2 separate regions of the Mus musculus genome follow, and region 1 is linked to region 2. A link is a loop called in an ENCODE intact Hi-C map of the cell type or tissue named here. Cell type or tissue: gastrocnemius. All regions are shown on one strand. Each heading gives the region's core, and the rest is flanking DNA. Links, peaks and the distances in the headings are about the cores only.

What was found. Hi-C counts contacts between places; a loop is a spot of excess contacts. Peaks named below come from ENCODE experiments on the same cell type or tissue, not always from the same donor. Only the 100,000 strongest peaks of a DNase experiment are listed, where the experiment ranks them.
Region 1: it touches region 2 in a loop (1.9-fold over the local background); 6 of 42 quality-filtered maps call a loop at or near these places.

Annotation. Positions count from the first base shown.
Region 1 is chr13:53,001,615-53,013,688 of GRCm38, reverse strand. The region is part of intron 1 of Gm33424 (a long non-coding RNA gene); the gene reads right to left. Gm33519 (a long non-coding RNA gene) reads left to right here. Exons shown (of 2, transcript XR_382384.3): 2 at 5,265-5,599. Among named protein-coding and RNA genes, the nearest start is that of Gm33519, 11 kb to the left of the region's middle. In gastrocnemius, for the core only: a CTCF peak has its summit at 5,804; DNase peaks (open chromatin) are centred at 4,769 and 5,726; H3K27ac peaks cover 1,965 bases.
Region 2 is chr13:53,058,633-53,070,706 of GRCm38, reverse strand. No RefSeq gene overlaps it. Among named protein-coding and RNA genes, the nearest start is that of Gm33519, 46 kb to the right of the region's middle. In gastrocnemius, for the core only: no CTCF peak of the experiment used is centred there; DNase peaks (open chromatin) are centred at 2,590, 3,425 and 5,849; H3K4me3 peaks cover 899 bases; H3K27ac peaks cover 2,011 bases.

The sequences.
Region 1 (12,074 bases), core at 1,369-9,368, 57 kb after region 2:
TTACAACTAGGCTCCAGTCTCTATTCATCAAAATAGCAACTATATAATCAATACACCCTTGCCAATAAGAAGTGTTTGCTTATTCTTGTATTGTAAAAATCCCTGCTTTAGAATTTGATGGACACTTGGAAAGCCTTTTTGCAGCTTGTTGGCTGTGGAAGTGATTTCCCCGCAGAGAGCCATCAAGGTGCTCGAAGGAGTGGTTATTGGGGGAGAAGTTAGATGAATACGGTAGGTGAGGCAAATTTTCTCCATGTCCATGTGAGAAATTTCTTTTATAAGCTCAGATCTACTGCTGCATTGGGGCTCACGCACTGCCTCAGATTCTCAGAATTCCTCTCTCGAGTCTTGGACAGCAGCAGCTTTCTCAGTCTCCCTTGACATCTTGGGATGAAACATGGCCTTACTAGAGTGTGATGTGGAATTATTAGTTCATATAGTCATCACAGAAGACCGCCTGGAATAATTTACACCATTTGCACTCTCCAGTGGGGGGCCTCCCCAGCTCTCTCCCAGGATCTGGGCTCACAGCCCTGTCTGTTGGGTCACCTCAGCTTGCCAGCCCCCAACTCCCGTGATGAATAATCACAACCCAGCACTAGGGTCAGGGAGTGTTGTCTGGTCTTGCCCCGCCCCCAACCTGCCCCACCTCACCCCTCCACCTGTGTCCCTGAATCTCACCCTCTTCTATCCTCTCCCCTTCTGATCACACTCTTCTGTATTTGGGAAAAGGAGTATACCATCCCAAGCTGAATGGAAAGCTTGAAGCACGGACATCTGGTTTATCATTGGAGATAAACTCTGTTAGGAATCATTTGTCTCATTTGCATAAAGTAAGTAACTAAATGTCTTTCCTCAAATGCATACACCATTGTAATTCACTTACCCATTTGTTCCTCACTGGTGGCACATCCAGTTACCATTTTCTTTTGCCCATCCTCATACTGGCATGTGGCTGATTAAGGACTATTTTATTGCCAGACTGGTTTGACTTGCCAGCCACCCAAGTAATGACACAAAGATCTTTTATTAATTATAAAAGCTTGGCCTCAGCTGGCTTCTTCTAGCTTGTATAACTTAAATCAACTGGTTTATACTAATCTATGATCTGCCACGTGGTTATTTTTCTTCAGTACCAGCACCTGTTTCTTCCTCCATTTCCGACACAGCTTCACACAGTATACAAAAAGATTATCCCACACTGTCTGGTTCCACAGGTCAAGTTGCTAGCTCTATCAGCACCATTCCGTTTTCAAAAAGCAATAGCTAGCTGTATGAAATAGCAATCACCTCAGCCTGTGATTGGCTACACGTCCCAAAGTCCTCTTAAGAATGACTTGGTCAAGTAGAGCAAATTGCTCTTCTGTGACCAAAACACCAGATCTACCAAGTGCGGGTCAGACCTGGCAAGTGTCAGACGGAACAAGTTCCCGGTAGAACCACTTGACCTCTGTTGAACCTGTCTGTGGCTTTGGATTTCATTGTTGCCAGAAAGCCAATGGAGACCCTGGCATTTCTCACAGACAAGATGAAGGGGGGCAGGGCAAAGAAGAAAAGAGATCTTTGAGTGTAGCCTGTTCCTCAGGAAACTTCAAAAGTCTCACAGGGCAATTTTGCTTAAATCTGATTAGATAGAGCTACAGTAGAGGACCTCTTTAAAGAGAGAGACAATTTGAAAGGTTGGGGATGTCACCGCTGTGAAAGCATCAGGAGTGTTAACAGTTAGGCATGCTGGGTGATGAGGGAGGTGCAGTCATGTCTGAAAAGAAATACAATCTTTCTTTTAAATAGGGTGCGCGTGCTTGCTTAGCATGCCCCCAGGGAAGTTACCCGAGCCCTTCATTGGTAGCCTTTAGATATCACATTAAGTCCGAGAACAGAGTGACTTGGTTTTCTATTCATTAAGATTTCCCCCTTAACTCATTAGCGATGTTTGCCAGGTTTGTCCGAGCAGCTCTGTTTTCAACAATACAGTCAGGAGTTGTTGAACAACGGGGCTGTGTTCTGAGACAGCATCTTCTCTGTCCCAGCTTCACACTGTGCCTTCACAGCACAGAGCTGGGGCCGGCACTGGATGTCGTCTCTCCATGCGGTCAAGGCATGCAGAGCCTCGAAGTGTTTACAGCTGCTGCCTGCTGCTGAGGCCCCTGTTTACAGTGACCGCTGCCTTTAGGAGGAAGACGGTAAAATAAAGACTTGAAAGGAGGGTAAAGCAGCAGCCAGGAGCTGGGAACGTGGCTCAGTTGGTAGAAAGCGTGCTTAGCATGCATGAAGCCCTGAGGTCCCATCCCCAACTCTGTCCAAACCAGGCATGCTGTATGTACCTGTAACCCCAGCACTCGGAAGGTGAAGACAGGAGGATCAGGAGTTCAGTGTCCACTTTGGCTACATAGCAAGTTTGAGACTAGCCTGGGCTGCATGAACCTAAAAAAAAAAAAATACAAACAAACAACAAAAGAGACAAATAAACTATAGTTTCCTGTCAACGTTCTGTCCACAACTGTATGCTTGTGCTCCTGACTGGAGGCACAGTTCGGGATTTTGGACTAGCACCAACTTATACATACATACATACATACATACATACAAACATACATACACTGACACACACAAACATACACACATATACTGACACACATACATACACACATATAGTAACACACATACACACATACACTGATACACACATATACTGACACACACACATACATACAGACATACATACATGACATGCACACATACACTGACATGCACACACACATACATTGACACACAGACATGCACACATACAACAGACACACATGCACATGCACACACAAGAGAGGGAATTTGATACTGCCTTTACTTTGGCTGTGACAACTGCACAGTCATCTCACAAGCCCACTGTGATACATGTTCCCTCAGTAGCCACAATGCTGCCATTGCTTTTATCACACTGTGCTTTTTTTTTTTTTTTCTGCCTTCCTGTCCGGCTTCCTATATGCCTTCTTAGATGACACACTGTTCCAGTTCTGATGTGAACCATGCCTCTCATTTCTGCTCAATACCTTTATGGGGGCCACTGGGGAGATGGCTCAGTAGGTAAGTGCATTTACTACACAAACATGTGGACCTGAGTTCAAATCCCTCCAAGCAACAGTAAAAAGCCAAGCATGGCTGCACACTCTTGTAGCTCTAGTGCTATAGAAGTGAAATACCAGGGTCACTGGGGGTCTCGCTGACCAGTCTCGTGCCAGGTTCAGAGAAACCCTGTCTCAAGAAAGTAAGAGAGAGAGTGGCAGAGCAGGACACCCAATGCCCTCATTTGACCTACGTGCAAATATGGGTGCACACACTTGCATGGACATATGCATGTGTGAACGTGTGCACACACAGTTTTATTGGAAACCATAGGCTTAATCAATTTCCTGGTGTTATTCACTGACTCACAGTCTTCTGTTTATTATAAGTGTCAAATTGTAGCAAATTGAAAATAACATACCCATACCCGTTTTGACTCTTAATAGTGTGCTGCATGAACTACACAGAAGGCAGAAAGCCCTCTCCTTTTTTGTCTAAGGTTATTTCATGGACAACTTTAGCAGTTTCTAGCTACACTCGCCAAGAGTAAGACTGACTTACCAATTTCTATATCTAATGCTCTTTTCCCATTTGACTTCAGGTTTCTGCTGTTGTCATAGAGTCAGGTGTGTGTTCCGTTCTTCGCAGTTAGGATGTGGGGTGAAAATGTACCATCCCTGAAAGCTCTGCCCCAACCACCTGGATAATGAGGTGGCACCTTTCATCTACTTTGTGGGCGCTTTGCAAGGGCTGTTTTGAATCATTTTAATGGAACAATTGGTTACTCTGTGTCTTCTTGAGTTGTTTTGGCAAACCGGGACGTCTTAGACACTTGACAACCTTATTTCCGGGTTTTTTTTTTGTTTTTTTTTTTTTTTTTTTTTTTTTTTTGGTTTGCTGGAAGAAAGCCAAGAATTTCCTTCTCCCGTTCCTTTTCATCTCAGCCTCTGAATCACACCTCTGGTGCTTTTTTTTCAACACTCTCTGTTGGGTGCAGTATCTTTCTTTTTTCCTCCTTCTTTTCCTCAATCAAGCTATCAAACCTGTCTATTTCTACAGCCCATTCAAGGAGTTACTATAGCGTTTGAATGATGGTTCCCCCTAAGATTGTTCCATGCTTTGATCTCAGGAATTGGGGAACGTCACCATCTTTATAGAAAGTCTTTGTAGACAGTTCTAGTTTGCTTCTCTATTGAGAGGAGAAAACACTGGCCAAAGCCAACTTATGGATGGGAACTCCCAGATCATAATCCATCCCTTAAGAGAGGTCAGGGTAGGTTTTTGAGCTCAAGGCAGGGCTCTGAAGGCAGGAGCTAGAGCAGAGGCCATGGAGGGGTACTGCTTACTAACCAGCTCCTTGTGGCTTGCTCAGTCTGCTTTCATATAAAACCCAAGGCCACCAGTCCAGGGATGGCACCACCCACAGTGGGCTGGGCCCTCTCTCCTCCATAGCTAATCAAGAGAATGCCCCACAGACACGGAGTCAAGTCCTCAAATGAGATTTCCTCTTCCCAGATGCATCCAGCTTGTGTCAAGCTGACAAAAACCAGCCTGCACATGACGGTGTTAGATAATGACTGTCGGTCACGTTAAACCCACAAGCATCCCAACATGAGGCGAACAGAAGGATTGGCATGGAAAGGGAAAACTTAAGCCAAAGGACTTGGTGACAAGGGAGGTGACCTCAGGGCTGTGGCCAGCAGCCAAGAAGGCTACAAGCACTCGGGGCAAGAAGAACCAGACATTCTCCAGGGAGGCCGTGGCCCTGCTGGCACCAGCAGATAGAAATCAGACAGGCAGTGTAGAACAACCACTCTTAGAGATTCTTGTCCTTGGCTTCTCCACAGCCAGAGCCTTGGAGTGGTAGGAAGGGCTCTGGCTGCTGCTCTTTGGACTTCCTGTTATTTTTGGATAAAGATTATAACACTTGGACCAACACCATACCCAGAAGGTATACTATGAGAGAGTTCACCTCAACACACCTTGCAGGGGTCAGGGGAGGACAACTGGACCCACCCTCTCCATGATTCATGCCAGTTCCTGTTAATTCCTATACTAAAAAACACTCTCAGATTGACATCTCTGTGTTTTTTGGGGACCTGTCCTGCTACACAGGGTCTCTGCCTTTCTCTCTCCTAAGTTCCCACCTGTGAATCTGTAAGAAAACTGGTCTAAACTCATTGTCCGCAAATTTCCCTCCTCAGAATCAAAAGACAAGAACCCAGAGGCTCCTGACATAAAGCCCACCTGAGGTCAAAGGGAAAGCCCTGATGGACTCAAACACACCCCACTTTCCCCAAATCACCGCAGCTGCCTGGATTTTAAGCCTGAACCTCAGAACTGTCGAGACAAGTTTCTAGAATCTGGCTCACCAAACTTGGGAGGATTCCTGGCAAAGCCTCCGGGTTTCTTCGGGATTTCAGGTGTTCTTAACTTTGCCCAATTGCATCGCCAGACAGGATTTTATCATCTCTGCCTTTTACTTTATACACTCTTGAGTTTGTTTATCTTTTGTAAAATTGTAAAAGGTCAAACTTCAGATCATTTTTTCCAGAGGCTTGTATTTCTGTTTATCAGCATGGTAAAGTCTGAGCCTGGAAACCTGACAAGGTGCCAGGTTGGCAAGGAGAAGACACCAGTACCTCTCCCTTCCATTTGCCAAATTACTGAAACAGCATCCCTGAGAATCTGGAGCCTCCCGGGAGCCTCCTGCTGGGGGAAGGGAAAGACTGAAGTCCTTGCCAGCCAGAGGGAGAATGCATCTCTCAGAAAGATTCCCTATGACTCTGACAGCCGTCACACTACCATCCAGAAGAGCCTAGAGCCAAGATAATGGTGTGTGATGTGCAGGACCACATTATAACAGGACTTTTAGCTGTGTTTACTTCTTGCCTTCTATTTATAGCCAAACCTTGTTAGGACCTTAAAGATGGAGTTAGAAGAATGAGGTCACTGGCCCACACTGATTTAACCAGCGTTCTCTGCTTCTCACTACCCTGTGTGTTTAATTGGCCTATTGAGGATGGTGGTCCAGCCTAGGTGCCTAGAGCTGTCAGGGTTCTGGCTCTGATCCCAGCAACAAGAGAAATGTATGTTCTCTGCCCAGAAGAAACTGTAACACCTATTGACCCTCACAGTCCCTAGGTAGATCTTCCACAAGCTAAAGCTGACTGTGAGAGTTGTCAGGACCAAAATGGAGTCTCTTGTGTCAACCTACAGTCAAAATTCAGTTAATCAGTAAAAACAGGAAGTGGGGAAATAGGAAAGCTTTTGTATGCATGCCCCAGACTTTTAGAACCATGTCTCAGCAAGGGCCATTGACCCATATTTGGACAGCACATGTGCAAGAATGTCTATGCAGTTGTCTGTCTGATGGTCTAACTGCACTTGTTATTGTTCTGGGAGTTCTGATAGACTAGGATTAATATTTCAAAGTAAGTTACATAGTCTTTCTGTCTTTAATTCTTTTCACCTTACTTGAGCTGCAGCAATGGCTTAGTGGGTAAGAGCACTTGCTCTACAAACAGGAGGACCCAAGTTCAACCCCCACCCCAGCACTCATGTTTTAAAAAAATTGCCCCTGGTCCCACCAGCCTGGGGAAGCCAGAAGAAAGACACCTAAATTCCAGTGTGGGTGCCTGTCTTAGTTAGGGTTTTACTGCTGTGAACAGACACCATGACCAAGGCAACTCTTTCAAGGACAACATTTAATTGGGGCTGGCTTACAGGTTCAGAGGTTCAGTCCAGTATCATCAATGCAGGAACATGGCAGCATTCAGGCAGGCATGGTGCAGGAGGAGCTGAGAGTTCTACATCTTCATCTGAAGGCTGTTAGCAGAATATTGGCTTCCAGGCAGCTAGGATGAGGGTCTTAAAGCCCACATCCACAGTGACACACCTACTCCATCAAGGCCACACCTTCTAATAGTGACACTCCCTAGGCCAAGCATATATAAACCATCACAGTGCCACAACGATGGGCAAATGTGTTGTAGAGACATAGGAAAGAAGGGGGGTGGGGAGGCAAGAGCTTCACACGCTGTAAAGAAAGGTGGAGACTTGATGGCAGTGAGAAACAGGCAAATAAGGTGCAAGCACCTAAGGCCATGGTGAGATCTTGGCCCAAGATGCCTCCAGGCCCAGGTCTGGATCTGTGGTCCTGCTGCAGCTAGGATCTGTGTCAGTGTCTGTAGCCTGAGTTAGCACCAATGGCCACGCAATGTGCATGGTCTGGACTGCCACCAGAGAGAGACCATGTAGATACCTGCGGGCCATGCTACCACAAGGGGACATGCTGATCTGAGTGGTCTGTGCTGCCATCTGAGGCCATGGGAACACCTGGGCCCATATCTGCTACCCGGAGCCAGGTCTGGGTCACTGATCATATTGGGTCAGTGTTGATGTCCCAGGCCCTTTACCACCAAAGGGCCTGCAGATATCCTTGCTCTGAAATGCTGCCTGAGGCACTGCTGGGCTGATCTTGCTCCTTACCGGCCACCACACTCAAGAGAGCTGGTCCTGCCCCTTGTCGGTGGTGGGGTGGTATGATCAAGGGAGAAATGCCTTTTCCCCCCACTTAACCTTCACCACCTGTGGCAGGTAGGTGAGCCAGCCCCAAAGTCATGAGCACAGGAGAGCTGTCCCCGACTCTCGCCAGCTGTGGCACTTGAGAAAGCAGGCCCTGTACCTTGCCTGGGCAGCACAGTAAAGCTGCCCCTTGTGGTGTAAGGTTAGGTGAGCTAGCCTAGAAGGCCCAAGAGCAGGAGAGCTAGCCCTGCTCCTTGCTGACATCATGAATGGAGAGAGAGTCTACCCTTTACTTACTTACCTGCTGTTTAATCTTGGTAAGCGATACTGTTACCCGTACATAAAATGACCTTTTATGGCATCAGATGATAAGTGAATTCTTCAGGATTCATTTTAACATTTTAAAACTTCCTGGGCAAAATAAGAGACCAGGAAAATGTTTCTATTGTCATTGTGTATATGAAATGTTGTGTCTTGGGCTTTAAAATTCTATCCTCTGTTCTTTACAAAGTTGCCATTTGTTGGGCTGAGGGTATAGTTTGGCGACTGAGCCCTTGCCCAGATGTACACAAGTGCAAGACCTTGGTTTTTTCCCTTTCAGTGCAGAGTGTGGGGGCATTGGGAATGAGGGGGTGGTTGATAGGTGAACTGGGGAGAGAGGATGGGACAGGACACACACACTCCCCATGGAAAGTCCTGGCTGTCTTGGATATCGTTATGTTGACTAGGCTACTCTCATATTAAAACTGATGCCACGCGTGCGTCTAGAGATTAACACTGGGTATCTGCCTCAGTTGCTCTCTGCCTTGTCTTCTGAGAAAAGGTCTCTCCCTGAACGTGGAGTTCACCCATTCAGATGTTCTGTTTCTGCCCACTCGCTACCCCTGGGCTGCAGCTACAGGTGTGTGCCACCATGACTGCTTACATGAATGCAGGGTATTCATTCTTGTACTGTCACCTCCGCCTGGACCACCAGCCTGCCTAGTGTTGATTTTTAGGAGAAGAACTTCAGGATATGTGACACCATGGAAATTCCTGAGTGTCAGGATCCAAGGAAACCCCAATTCCCCCAACTTAAAAATGCAGCCCAAATATCCAGAAATGGGCCCAACCTGGCCTCTAGGAAGATTTCTGGAAGTTAGATAAAAACCAGCACTCTTAGGAACTTTGGGAACCCAGTTCCCCTCTACCAAAATGAGTCATTTACTTTAACTCTAGCAAAGGGACTATCACAACCTCTGGTGCCTATTAAAGTATCAATACTGATGGCCTCCAAGCTCCCTCAGTATCACAGCTACTCTGTTGCACAAAGTCTATGCTAGCATCCTAGTCCTTCCCAGCTCCCTTTCCTACCCTAGACTTCCCGCAGCTCACAGGCTACCCTCCCCTCAGCTACTCATTTTCCTCCTCTCTCACAAAGAGCCTTGGTCAGGTCCAGTCTGCTGGCCATGTTCAGTCTACTTCTTTCTCTTTCTGCTCTGGACTCTTCCAGATACCTCTAGAACAAAATGAAGGAGTGCAAAGGAAATAATTACATAAGGTTCTCTCTCTCTCTCTCTCACACACACACACACACACACACACACATACACACACATAGACTCACATACACTAATGAAATAACAAGAATAATACTTTTTAAAAGAATGGGTTTTTTGATCCAAGAATATGCTTCCTACAAGAAACTTATAGTAGATTCTTTTAAATGTGGTGTGTGTGTGTGTGTGTGTGTGTGTGTGTGTGTGTCCACCTGTGGAAGCCAGAGGTTGATATTGGGAACATCACTTTTCATTATGGCAGAGCTTCTTACTTGAGACCAGAGCTTGTCTATTTGGCAAGTCTAGTTTGCCAGCTTGCTGTAGGAACCTCACCTACTTCTTCCAAGCACGGGAATTACAGAGAGACTGCCACACCCACCCAGCCTTTATATGGGTACTAGAGATCCAAAGCGTGGTCTTCAATGCTGCCCAGTAAGCACACTAGCCACTGTGCCATCTCCCCAGCCCAGGAAACCTACATTAGCTTTGAGGAAGCAGCCTGGGGGTGGGGAGTCAAAGATAAAAGATTTTCCCCCATGCAAATGGTACCAAGGAAAGGTCAGAAACCTTCAAGTCAAAACTGTCAGAGACAAAAATGCCATTAGTTAATGATACACTCGTCAAGTCTTCAAGAGAATTATAAATACACACACACCCAGTATTGGAGGACGCAAATGCATAAGGCAAACAGTAACGAGTCTAAAGGAACATGGCCATGGGAAATAGGAGGCTTCTCAGGGGAGAGGTCATTTCGGCAGAAGATTAATAAGGAAATGTCTGCTTTTCTTATTTGAAATATCTGTTTTCTTTCTACTTATGCGCATGTGTAGTTCCCTGGAGCTGGGGTTTCAGGCTAGAATGTGAGTCCAGCCCTGTAGGGCAAACACTCTTAAACTCTAAGGCATCTCTGCAGCCCCCAAATCATTTATTACTTAAAAAAAAATGTGTATGTGTGCATGCATACACATGCTGTGGTTCGTGTGCAGGGAATGGAAGACAACTTGTAGGAGTCAGTTTCACATGGACCTCAAGGTCTGAACTGAAGCCATGAGCCTTGGCAACTAGTGCTTTCACCTTCTGAGTCACCTTGCAGGCCCTTTGAATTGCACTTTAAATCAAACGGCCCTAATTGACATGCTCAGAACACTCTGTGCAGTAGCAGCAGCAGCAGCAGTAGAGAACACACTCTTTCCAAACACACGGAATATTCTCCAATGTTTTAAAGGCACAAAACATGTTTTATTTAAACAAATCTTTTAGGGAGTGAAACACTCACATTCTGCTTTAGTTGTTCACTGCTGACATACCAGGCTAGCTGCTTGTGAGTGCCCAGTAGTTTAAGTAGCAAGAGAAAAGACTTCTTCATTGTATCAGTCATTTAGAGAGAGAGAGAGAGAGAGAGAGAGAGAGAGAGAGAGAGCTGGTATTAAAATCAGTGAGGAAAACCTAAAAGATTTTCCAGCAAGATCCAGTCCAAGATGAAGACAGGAAGTCCTAGATGGAGGAATCCACTCAACAAAATGGAAAAACCAGTAAAGAAACCAAGATTAAAGCATTTAAATCACAAAAGAAGAATTAAGAGCATCTCTACTTGCTTACGATATGGCCTTGTGTGTGGCCACTCCTCCAAAGAGTCCACCAGGGACAAGGCCCTCTTAACAACTAGGGGATGAATTCAAAACTAAGGGAACAAATCAACGCATGAAAGCCAGTGTCACTTTTTATAAACTGTGTGCAGCCTTTGTTTGTAATTTAGTGTGTGTGTGTGTGTGTGTGTGTGTGTGTGTGTGTGTGTGAGAGAGAGAGAGAGAGAGAGAGAGAGAGAGACTTAAATGCTTGTTTGCTTGTTTTCTGGTTTATGCTTTTTCTGTTGGATGATTGGTTATTAGAAAGTCCAAAGACATCCTTTTCTGAAACAGTGATCTATTGTCTTGTTATATTGCCCAGGCTAGCCTTAGGTTCCTGGGTTCAAGCAATGTTCCTGCTTCTGAGAGAGCTGAGGCCCCAGACATGTGCCACAATGCCTGAGTCCCAGTAACACTGTGAACAAAAATAGAACGAAACCAAGGAAATCCCTATGGTATCACAACAGACACAGACTGGCAAAGCAGTTCTGAGGAAGAGAAACTAGTGGGAAGAATCACCCTTTGTCGTAGTTAGGGTTTTACTGCTGTGAACAGACACCATGACCAAGGCAAGTCTTATAAAAACAACATTGAATTGGGGCTAGCTTACAGGTTCAGAGGTTCAGTCCATTGTCATCAAGGTGGGAGCATGGCAGCATCCAGGCTGTCATGGCGCAGGCAGAACTGAGAGTTCTACGTCTTCATCCAAAGGCTGCTAGTGGAAGACTGACTTCCAGGCAACTAGGGTGAGGATCTTAAGCCCACACCCACAGTGACACACCTACTCCAACCAGGCCACACCTATTCCAACCAGGTCACACCTCCAAATGGTGCCACTCCCTGGCCCAAGAATATACAAACCATCACACCCTTACTGATTTAGATTATATTAGGAGGCTAGAACGACCAAGGGGGTATGACCTTGACATAAGAACAGCACCCATACACAGGGTAGCTGGGTACAAATACACATGCCGAGATCGGAACACAGGCCAAACAGAAGTGGGCACAAAAGCCTATATACACAGACACACATGCCCACAGGTTGGTGAAGGCAGAGATTCTAACTAAGGCTCAGGCCTCTGACCTCAAAGCCATATTTATACATGACCCACACAAAAGTGGCACGCCTCCAAAACTGGTTATATAACAGATGACGTCACTGTTTACTTTCAGGTTTCCCAGACATCCAGTGTCAACCATTGGGTGCTGATTCATCCTCTCCCATCTATGTGTAACATTAGCCATCTTGCTGCCTGAGGGATATCCAAATCAACCCCACTGGTGGACAGAGGGGAGGGGCTGTGTTGGTAGTACTGAAGCT
Region 2 (12,074 bases), core at 1,436-9,435:
TTCTCCCATAGCCAGGATCCACGGATTCGGGAATCAAGAGATGTGGGTGGGAATGGTTCCACTCACTATCCCCCCTAGTGACCCAAAAGGGAAATTCTATCAAGCTAGATGCTTCAGGACGGTGGGGGACATGTTAAGAGTAGTGGATTCCATGAGCATGGGACCGTTGTCCATTTCTTGGCTGAAAGTGAGTCCTTTGGTCAAGAGCACTGCTGTGTGGAACACGCGATGGTGGATAAAACATTTTCTATGTACACGGATGGTGGTTTAGGAGGAAGCATTGTGCACGGAAAAGGCTAATCCATAAACAGGATACACCTTTTTCTAGCAACTACAAGCTTACCAGAGCCATCCACCTCATGCATAGATCATTTCCCAAGTGGCTCAGACCTTGCTCTGGGAGGTTGACATAAACACTTAGGGATGCTTGCACCTGTAGAAGACCTGCTTTTAGAAGCCTGGTGGGCGGCTGACACTGAAGATGGTTCTGAACCCTCTACAGACTAACCCCACTGTACACATCCACTGTACACACCGTGAGGAAGTGCCGGGAAATACCAGACAGGGCTGACAGGGCTGGGGATGGATGCAGTGCTGTGTGAACAGGCAATGTCTGGTTGGATGGAGGGTGCGTTCAGCCTCCGTGTCGTAGTTGACTGGGAAAAAGACTCCTAAAGAACCCGTGCCCAAGAGTCACTAAGTACAGAGCAGCGATGTGCTAGCTGTCACCAAGAGTCACTATGTGCAGAGCAGCGATGTTCTAGCTGTTCCTAGAAGATTTTGCATAGAATCTGGTCTTTCCTAGGATGCACTGTAATGTGGGGTGCCTTTGGGAGCTGTTTATGTAATTTTTTCAGTGCTGGGGCTCACCCCCAGGGCCTTGGGCACGCTAGGTAAGCTCTCTACTACTGAGCTACACCCTGAGCCCCAAGAGCTGACTTCAGATGTGTTCATCTGTTTCTTGTATGAAATTGTTCTTTGTTAGCAGGGAAACCCTTTTGTTGAGCTTTAATAACAGAATTCACATCTTTCATCACTCTTCAGCCTCGCTTCCAGAGAGTTCTGAGGGCCATGATGCCAAGGGAGAGTGATGAGCCAAGACAGGTTCCTGCAGAGTGCGGAGCCGGGCTGGGCGTGTACAAAGTGGAGAACTCGGTCTGTCGTGCGGAGCTGGCCTTGTGGAGATGCAGGGGGCAGGCTGCCGACAGTCTGTGGGAGGGTCTACTCGGTCTCTCTGACAGAAGCTACCCACATCAAAGCTCTCTGTGGAGCTCTGTGCTGGCTCGAGTCTCCGCTCCACATTCTGCAGAGACTTGCTCAAACAGCGCCTGTCCAGCACAGGCACCATTAAAAGCCTACGTGCAGAAGACACGCAGGGAGCCTGTCCGAATTGGCTCTGGGAAACAGCCAGGTGTGTTTCATTCCAAAGAAATATCGGGAGTGGGAAGGACGTCATCTAGAAGAAAGCCACTGGACCGCCTGTCAGTGTTGGCTAGCAACACTGCTCTGTTTGTTCTGGGAGTTGCTTCAGAGAAACGCGGAGGATGAGACAAGATGACACAGTATCTCCCGAAGCAGCACCTCGCATGCAGCTCCAAACCCAGGAGGGTAACCTTGACTATAAGAAGCCCCTGTTGAGATCGCTCGCTGTGATTCTGCCCATCAGAGACAAGTCCTTCACAATGAAACCACATCTGTCTCTTGATGAAGCGTGGCAGCTAGCAGTTCCTCAGCCTTCCTGTGTCCCAGGAATGGGCTAAGGTACTCTGCAGGTATGAACCCTTGACATCTGCTATATGAGGTGCAGGTTGGAGCACTGGCCTTACTTTACAGATGGGACAGTATCCTGTGCCGATAGGCCGAGAAATGGGTGGAGTGGGGCTCTGTTTCGAGGACTGCTCCCAGTCCTGAGGCTTCTGGCACTTTCCAGGCTACAATACAGAACTGACCTCTGACCCCTGAAGCTCTTCTTAACACCACAGCAAGAGTTGGGCCCTCAGTGTGGAGGCTGCAGGGAACAGTTAATCCCATCACCCTGGGAGCCCTGACTCCGCTGCTGACATGGCGGCTGTGCGACCTTTGCTCGCTGGCCTCCAACAACAAAAGACATTAAAGTAGCATTACTCCCCATGGGCTGCTCTCAGGAATAATTATGGCAATGCATGTCACAGGGAGTGAACACAAATGGAGCTGCTGTCCAGTTCTGGGTCTCTCGAAAGTGACCCTGTCCTAAAGGCAATTTCATCTCAGGCATAAAACGATACTCGAAGCCCCGATCCTTTACCATTCACTAATTTTAAGACATAAAGACCGGAAGACTCTCACATTGCCACTATAATTGTGTCAACACCCTGCACGGTGGCACTGCGAGAGACAGTGGGAACTTAGTTCTGGCTTCCTTAGTTTGAACTTTGCTCTAAAGAACTCACATGTTTTGATTTAGTTTTTTTTTTTTTTTTTTTTTTTTTGGCAGGCCATGCAGGCCTGCTTAGAACAAGGTGACAATAAGGTCAGAGTGGAAGCAGCTCACAACGCCTCCCTCTTCCAGGCAGCTGCCCTTGGGCCGTCATCCAAGTTGGCAGCAAGAAACTTAACCCGGCCAAGTAAGAAAGTCAGGTGTGTGAGCACGCTCGACAAAGCCCGGCCGTCATGGCCCAGTCTTCAGCAAATGTTCCGAAGACTCATGGCCTCCTGACCCAATCTATGTGGTGAACTCGGCAGAGCCGAGCCCAGAGGCAAGGCCACCACCCTCTCCTGCCTCCAGCCAAATTCAGAGGTAGCTGCCATCCTTGAGTTATTTTGTCTAATTTCATTTTGAGCGTGCCTGCGGGAGGGTGTGTGGCATGTGGATGGCCTGCGTATGTGAGTTCAAGAGCACACATATCTCAGCACGTATATGGGACTCAAGAGGGCCATTTTTAGGAGGTTTTGAGGTGGGATCTCTCTTGTTTCTTTGTTGCTCTCTACACTGAGCTAGCTGGCCCACAAGCTTCTAGATAACATTCCTTTCTCTACCTTCTTCAACCTTTGTCACGGGAATGGTGGAATTACAGATGTGGTCTGCTGCATCTGCCTTTTTTTCTTTTTTTAATATGGGTTCAGGAGATCAAACTCAGGCCATAAGACTTCCATAGTAAGCACTTTTACCCAGTGAGCTATCTTCCTGGCTCCCTCATCTTTCTTGAGGATGCTCGCTCAAGCAGTAACCATGTGGCATTTGACAATGCCCCAGATGGTGTGGTCCTTTTTTGCTGAGACAGGTTTTGTAGAATCTGTAAGGGAAAGGTATGGATAGGCAAGAGTCAGAACACCAGATCAGCAAGAGAGAGCTCTGAAGACTGGGAAATCATGAGCAAGGGGTGGGAACAGATGCTGGGGTCTGAGCCCAAGGTCATCATTTAGAGATGACAGTTGGAAGCAGCCGGAGCTGAGAAATGGGAAAGAGGTAGTGAGCCTGGCAGTCTGGCTGGAAGCTTGAGATCTTAGAGTGACGTAGAGGGAGTTGGCAAGGGTTAAGATGGGGATCCTACACCAGTAGACATGATAAAATGGTGACTGTTTCATTATAGAAACAAGGTTAGCAGGGATGTCAGCTAAAGATTACATGGAGAGCAGAATGAGGCTCACAAGGACCCAAGAGCTGATGGTGGGACCCAGTAGGACCTATGTGCAGTCCTCTGGGATTTGTGCTCTGTAGGACCAAGTCCAGAACTTCCTAGAAGGTACGCTTGCACCTAATTTGTGTAGCATTGGCAATAAGAGAAGCCAGTGTTTGGAGTCGGAGAGCCTCCTCCACTGTCAGGAGACCCAGGAGACCCAGGAGAGAAACCCAGATTTCCCCTGCACCTGATGCTCCTTGGGGTCAGGCATATGAGGCAGCTGCTGAAAAAGCACCCCAACAGTGGGGTGCTTACTGTCTGGCATGGAACTACCCAGAGGAGTACCATGGAACCCAAGAGAGTAGAGGCAAGCGACACACAGAATAATTAAGAGCTTAAGTGATGACTTCAATTTCTTATTAAGATGAGATCATTCCCCAAATAAAGTTACATCTCTTTGGCACCTGTCAATCATAACACATGCTGAGGTTGGTATGTTTTTGCCTCTCCCACCAATGCTCATGTGGAAATCTGTCATGGCAGGACTAAGAGGTGGGGCAGGTTCAGAGAAATGAATGCCTGTCCCTTGGAATTAGATCAGTTGTTTTGGTTGTGAGTAGTTGGCCTCGCAGTACTCATTACTGATTGTGTACACAAACGCACACACATGCATGCACACATGTGCACACACATGCATGCACACATGGGCACACAAATGTCCACACACGCACACATGTGCTCACACACACACACACACACACACACACTTTTCACATTTGTTCTTTGCCTTTCTGATTTGATTTGTCACTTGTCACCCTCATTACATACAAGAACTATGAGCCAAATAAAGTTTTCTTCTTTGTCAGTTTCCTGTCTGTGCTCAAGGACACAGTCTTTAACCTGTGTGCTGGCTCGTTTTATGTCAACCTGACACCGGCTAGACTCATTTTGAAAGAGAGAACCTCGGGAAAATGCCCCCACCAGACTGGCCAAAGGCTGAGTCTGTAGTAAATTTTCTGGATGGTAGATGTGAATGCAGGCCCTGCTCACTGTGAGCAATGCCACCCCTGGGTTGGTGGTCCTGGGCTCTATAAGAAAGCAAGCTGAGCAAACCGTGGAAAGCAAGCCAGTAGGCAGCACCCCTCCATGGCCTCTGCATCAGCTCCTGCCTCCAGGCTCCTGCCTTAAGCTTCTGCCCTGACTTCCTTCCGGATGATGGACAACAGGAAATAAGGCCTTTCTTCTTCATGGTGCTTTTGGTCGTGGCGTTTTATCACAGTACTAGAAACATAACCAACTAAGACAACCTCTAAAGGAGGAGCAGAGTTCTGCCCCCTGCTGTGGTTTTGGTCTTCTCTGACAGCTTGGGTTGTGTGACACGCTTCTTCCAGTCCAACTTACAGTGGTTCTCACCCTTCCTCCCGCTGTGACCCTTTAATACAGCTCCTCAGGTCTGGATGTCCTTCCTCCAACCATACAATTCTTTTCACTGCTACTTCATAACTGTAATTTTGTTACTGTTACGACTGTCACATAATGGTCACGACCTTCTTGAGAACCTCTACTCTAAGTTGAAACACTTTTCTCCGGAGGGAGAGGAGGCTCGACAGGCTGGTGAGGGGAACAAAAGGTCACTGTCTGGAAGAAGAGAAACCCGAAAGATTCTTGAGGTTCTCTCCCCAGCCACATAACGAGAGTAAACACTCTTGGAGACTCTGACTCCACTAACTGTGGAAAGACAGGTTCTGGCTGGGGAGTTGCCTGCACGCTGCCTGTGTAGAGAGCTTCCTGTGGCTGCGGTTTGAGAGTTGGCGCCACGTTGGCGTGGACTTTCTGGGGAAGCAGCAGCTTTTGTGTTATTCCTTCTCCTTGTAGGTAACCTCTCACCCACAGGGCTTTTAATAACCATACCCCGCCACCCCTCCCCACAAATCCTCATTGGTTTCCTATATTGGACATTGGTATAATCACTCTTTGATCGGCTACAGGCTCCATTTCTGGGATGAGTGACACGTGTGTGTTCCATCTCCCCAGGAAACATTGTCACCTAGCAACTTCATAGGGATGCACACTGGGGAAAAAGCCTCTGGGCATGTCTACATGAACCTTCCAGATTGGGTTGCTCGCTATATGAAGACTTAGTGTGGCTCATGGGGGTTCTGAGTCCCTTTGGCACTTTCTGCCTGGTGAACCCTAGTCATAAGTGGGAGGCTTGCCAGGATGCCATTGGAGTCAGTCCTGGATGCCTGCTGAGGACTTTGGCTCCTAATGAGAAGTGGTTTCTGCCAACTGAGCATCACTGGGAAGTGATGAGCCCTCTGGGAGTGAGGAGCTCACCAGTGGATCCTGGGGACCCCCATTCATTACCTGATGCCCTGGGACCACCATTACCTAATGCCAAGGGGCCAGAGGGGTGACTCTAGGCCAAAGGGTCTCTGGCAAGTCCTAGGGCAGCACGCAAGTGTTGAAACTTGCCCTTAAGACTTGGCACCTACTTGTGTCAATCAAGTCAGGAGGAGGATGGGTGTGGATTTCCAGACTTGTTGCCAAGAAACGTTTGCATCTGCCCCTCATCCTGCTGCTGCTGCTGCAGACAGCTCAGCTGTGCCCCGGCCTGCACAGGTCCTGATGGATGGCTCTCATGCTAAAGGATCTCTTCTCTTCTCTTCTCTTCTCTTCTCTTCTCTTCTCTTCTCTTCTCTTCTCTTCTCTTCTCTTCTCTTCTCTTCTCTCTCTCTCTCTCTCTCTCTCTCTCTCTCTCTCTCTCTCTCTGTGTGTGTATTTGTGAATATGCATCTGTGCATGAAGGAGTATATATATATACACACACACACACACACACAGATATGTGTGTGTGTGTGTGTGTAGTAGGTTGGTCTGGTGATACTATATATTCAAATGCTAGATTTAAATTTTGTACCTTGGGGCTGGTAAGATGGCTCAGCGAGTAAGAGCACTGTCAGGATTGTGTCGGTATGTGGAACAGGAGTCCAGGCTACCCTCTCCACTTTCCCTTCAGGTATGCTGCCTTGTGTCAAGAATGAGGCAAGGATGATGCTTCTGGAAACCAACCGAGGCAGATGCTGGAGGTGGAAGAACTAATTGAGGCATTGGATGGGGGCAGGGGACAGAAAATGTGCCACTTGAGGAAGTGTCCCCTGAGCAACCGCTGGGCCTCAGACCTTTTTCTTTCTGTCTTACTCCAGAAAGCACGTTAGAGGGTTGGGCAGACACCAATATCTGACTGCCTGCTGGTCACTGATCACAGACCCAGCAGGAATCACAGAGAGGGGAGCTGGTGACAAAGGATGGCTGGAAGTACACCACACAGAAAAGGGACAATGTGAACGCTCTCAGTTATGTTCCTATCTTACAAACTAGACCTTGCTGCAAGAAATCTCACAAGATGGGGACAGTATATAATGATGAAATGGTGAAAATAGCAGAAAACAGCAATTGCAACATAAATGAACCTAAAATAGGCTCTCAAAATACACGATGTAAGAACTGGGCCTTCATCTTCTTGTCCATGGTCTATGCTGCTGACGAAGACCATGTCTAAGTCCATGGTCCCACTGCACCTGGGAGCCATGCTGTATCAGTGGCTCACATTATCTCTAAAAGCCACACCACACAACCCATGGTCTGTGTGCCACCTGAAGCCATGTGGTCCTTGGCCTGTGCTGTCACTGAGGGTTATAATGGTGCCTGTGGCCTGTGCTATCACTGAGGGCTGTGTTTATGTCCGTGGTCTGTACTGCCACCAGAGACCATGCTGAGGTCTGTGGCGCATGCTGACACTGGAGACCACGTGGATGTCTGCGGTCTGTGATGTCACCAGAAACCATTTGGAAGCCTGTGACCCGGGCTCCTGATGACAAGGAAGGAAAAGGAAGCTTCTTTTGCTGTGCTGTCGATGACTGCAGACTCACGGTTGAGAAAGAGGGACAAAGAAGTCTTCCATAACAACCCCTACCTCCTCCACCCCTGCCCCACAGTAACAGCCTAGACAGAAAGCCATTGAAGAGAACTCTTTAAAATTGTGATAGTGATGCTGAAGCATAGCTCTCCACAATTGATGGCTTCTGGAAGGGTTTTGGGTGGGAAGGACTCAGTTTTCTTTAAGGGGCTAGCCACTGGGAGTTTGGCCATGCTCCAGTGATTATATAGGCAACACAAATTGGGCTGATTCTTCTTCTTCTTCTCCCTCCTCCTCCTCCTCTTCCTCCTCCTCCTCCTCCTCTTCTTCCTCTTCTTCCTCCTCTCCCTCCTCCTCCTTCTCTTCTTCTTCTTCAGAAGGAAGTCACAGATTGGGGGGGGGCACAAACCTAGAAGGACTGGGAAGTGAGTGTGATTGGGGGGCATGGTATGAAATTCTCAAATAATCAATAAAAATACTATGTTGAAAAGAAAGAAGAAAGGAATGGAAGGAATGGAAGGAAGGAAGGAAGGAAGGAAGGAAGGAAGGAAGGGAGGGAGGGAGGGAGGGAGGACTGGGGATTTTGAGATGGCTCAACTGGTAAAGGCACTTGCTGACAAATGTGGTGACCTGTGTTCAATCCCTGGCACCCACATGGAGGGAAGGAAGAACAGACAAAGTTGCCCTCTGACCTCCTTATGTATGGAGAATCATCAAGCACATGAGCACAGAAGCCGGGAGAGGACATCAGCTGCCCGAAAGCCAGCATAGACGGCTGTGAGCTGTGTGACATGGGCAGTGGAGAGCAAACACAAGCTCTTTGAGCACTCTTAGCTGCTGAACCAACTCTCCAGCCCCCAAAGGAAAATATTATTCAAATAAAAAAGAAGGAAGGAAGGAGGGAGGGAGGGAGAGAGGAAGGGATGGGAGGAAGAGAGAGAGGAAGGAAGGAGAGATGGAGAGAAGGAGGAAGGGAGAGAAGGGGAGGAGGGAGGGATGGGAGGATGGAAGGAATCATTTAGCTTCCTTATCAAGAAGGAAGAAAAATCCAAACATGATGGCATGTGTGTACTTATAATTCTAGCACCCAGAGACAGAGGCAGGAGAAAAGTAAGTTCCAGGTGAGCCTGGCTACAGCGGGGAACCCTGAGTCAAAACCCATGTGAGTGAGCCAACAAACAAAGCTGGGAAAAAGAGAAAGAATCAGGACAATGGTACATGGAAAGAAATAGCAATGAAGATAGAAGCAAGAGTCCAGGACAAGAGAACAAACAGCTGCCTGGTATAAGCCTGCAACAATGTGGCAAGAAACATGTTTATTGGGAAGAGCAACAGAAGAAAGCCTAGTGGGTCATTGATTTAGAAATCCAGAGAGAAGACACTAATTCCAAAATCAATGGCTACAAAGTACAGTACTTCCAGATCTCCATTGTTGAAAGAATTATTAGCCCCAGGAAGCCATCTGAGTTCACGCTAGTACTTGGATTGCAAGCATGGCACAGCACCTAGGAAGCCATCTGTGGGTCCCCCCTCCCAGCACTGGCTTTGCAAACGTGTGCTACTGCACCTGGCATTTCCTGGGGATGCTAAGGCCTCAGACTCAACTCCTCATGCTTGCAAGCAAGCTTGTCACTGACCAAGCCTCTGTCCAGCCTCTCTAAGTAACTTTTAAAGGAATAAAGTAGATCTACATCAAACTTCCATCACATACACGTCAAGTCTCAGGATGGGCTCCATCCTGCTAACTTGAGGATAAACGGAACAAACTGCTTCCCATCTGGATCTACCATGCTAAAGAAAACCAGTCATCATTGCCACCAGCCTTGAGCTGAGCATTTCTTCACAGCAGAATCAACCTTCTGAAAGGGAGTACTCCCCTGTCAACACCTAATCCCATTTTCAGAGAGGCAGCCTCTGTGTGAGTAGCTCTCAGCTCTGTCCCCACCCCTGCCCCCTGCTCCAGCCCCATGCTGAATGTTTGACACTGGTGTTGCTTTTTGTAAACTCTTCTATAATTGAATTGGTTTTGCTCTTAATCACTCCTAGTAATAAAACAGCCAAGTACAGTTCCATACATCTTTCCTGACTCTCCCTGCCTGGGGTAATCACATGGCTTCCCAGTCCCTCCCTCACCTGCCTTTTCCTCTGCTCTCTTAGGCAATGCTGTGAAATTGCTACTAAACAGTCAACTGCTGGTGTTGGAGTCCGCCAAAGACCCTCACTCACAAAGACCATAGAGACTCACAAAGACCACAGAGACCCACATCGCTGCAAACCACAAGAGGTTTTTATTGATCCAACACATTGGGGACCCCCCTCAGCATGCAGGCAAGAGGAGAGACCCTGAACAAACAAAGAACACATTTTTTTATACCTTGTAAGGGGCAGATTTAGGCAACAAGGCTAGCTGGCTTATTCTCATTGGTGTAGCTAGTAACCCTTTCAGGCATTGGTTGGTTTGCATAGGGTGACTACCTTTGGCCTAGTGACTCACTCTGCCTGCCCTTATGGTGGGTTATTATGATTGGTCAGCAAAGCAGCAGTACATTTTGAATTTATGGGTCAGCTATTAACATCACAGCTATTAACATCACGGGAATTCTAACAACAAGGTCAGGGCAGTTTGTTGTTTTTTTCAGAATTCAGTGTGGGGCAGGGTAGGGGAATTTTTCTGGGAACTGCTAATCTTGTTTTGGCAGCTGCAGGCTTAGTCTGGTCATTTTGACCATGAGTTTGGAAAGTCCCTTCAGAAGGGAGAGGGGCTGGGTGGTCTTGAATTTATTTTGGATTCTACACTGGATGCTCAAAAGCAGGGATTACATTGTTTTTATTTGTTACCTTTCCTAGTATAAATGTTCATGCCACAGTATCACAGGATTCCCAGCTGAGAAGAGATACACCTTACCATAGCAACACAGCACTTCCACTACAGAAACAGGATGACCATAAGTGGTGTTAAGACTACAACAGTGAACTGGAGTACATTCGTTAAAAATGATGTGTAGTGGTGGTGCATGCCTTTAATCCCAGCACTTGGGAGCCAGAGGCAGAGGCAAGCAGATTTCTGAGTTCAAGGCCAGGCTGGTCTATAGAATGAGTTCCAGGACTGCCAGAGCTACACAGAGAAACCCTGTCTCAGAAAGAAGAAAAAGAAGAAGAAGAAGAAGAAGAAGAAGAAGAAGAAGAAGGAGGAGGAGGAGGAAGAGGAGGAGGAGGAGGAGGAGGAGGAGGAGGAGGAGAAGGAGAAGGAGAAGGAGAAGGAGAAGGAGAAGGAGAAGGAGAAGGGAGGAGGAGAAGGGAGGAGGAGAAGGGAGGAGGAGAAGGGAGGAGGAGAAGGGAGGAGGAGAAGGGAGGAGGAGAAGGGAGGAGGAGAAGGGAGGAGGAGAAGGGAGGAGGAGAAGGGAGGAGGAGAAGGGAGGAGGAGAAGGGAGGAGGAGAAGGGAGGAGGAGAAGGGAGGAGGAGAAGGGAGGAGGAGAAGGGAGGAGGAGAAGGGAGGAGGAGAAGGGAGGAGGAGAAGGGAGGAGGAGAAGGGAGGAGGAGAAGGGAGGAGGAGAAGGGAGGAGGAGAAGGGAGGAGGAGAAGGGAGGAGGAGAAGGGAGGAGGAGAAGGGAGGAGGAGAAGGGAGGAGGAGAAGGGAGGAGGAGAAGGGAGGAGGAGAAGGGAGGAGGAGAAGGAAGGAGGAGAAGGGAGGAGGAGAAGGGAGGAGGAGAAGGGAGGAGGAGAAGGGAGGAGAAGGGAGGAGGAGTCTTGCCAGGTAGTTCAGGCTGGCTTTGGACTTGCTGTCCTCCTGCCTCAGACTCTTTCTGCTGTAACTGCAGTAATGTACTTGGAGCAGAGCTGGAAGTTTGTTTTCTGTGATAACCTTGTTTGCAAACAGATGACATTGCAAGGGGCCTGGTGAGTGGATCAAAGACCTTCATATAAAACCAGATACACTGAAACTTATAGAAGAGAAAATGGGGGAAGAGCCTCGATCATATCGGCACAGGGGAAAAATTCCTGAACAGAACACCAATGGCTTGTGATGTAAGATCAAGAATCGACAAATAGGACCTCGTAAAATTGCAAAGCTTCTGTAAGGAAAGGACACGTCAATAAGACAAAAAGACCACCAACAAATTAGGAAAAGATCTTCACCAATCCTAAATCTGATAGAGGGCTAATTTCTAATATATACAAAGAACTCAAGAAGTTAGACTTCAGAGAAACAAATAACCCTAATAAAAATGGGGTACAGAGCTAAAGAAAGAATTCCCAACTAAGGAATACCAAATGGCTGAGAAGCACCTAAAAATATGTTCAACATCCTTAGTCATCAGGGGAATGCAAATCAAAACAACCCTGAGATTTCACCTCATACCAGTCAGAATGGCTAAGATCAAAAACTCATGTGACAGCAGATGCTGGTTAGAATGTAGAGACAGAGGAATACTCCTCCATTGCTGGTGGGATTGAAAGTTGGTACAACCACTCTGGAAATAAGTTTGGCGGTTCCTCAGAAAATTGGACATAGTACTACCTGAGGACCCAGCAATACCACTCCTGGGCATATATC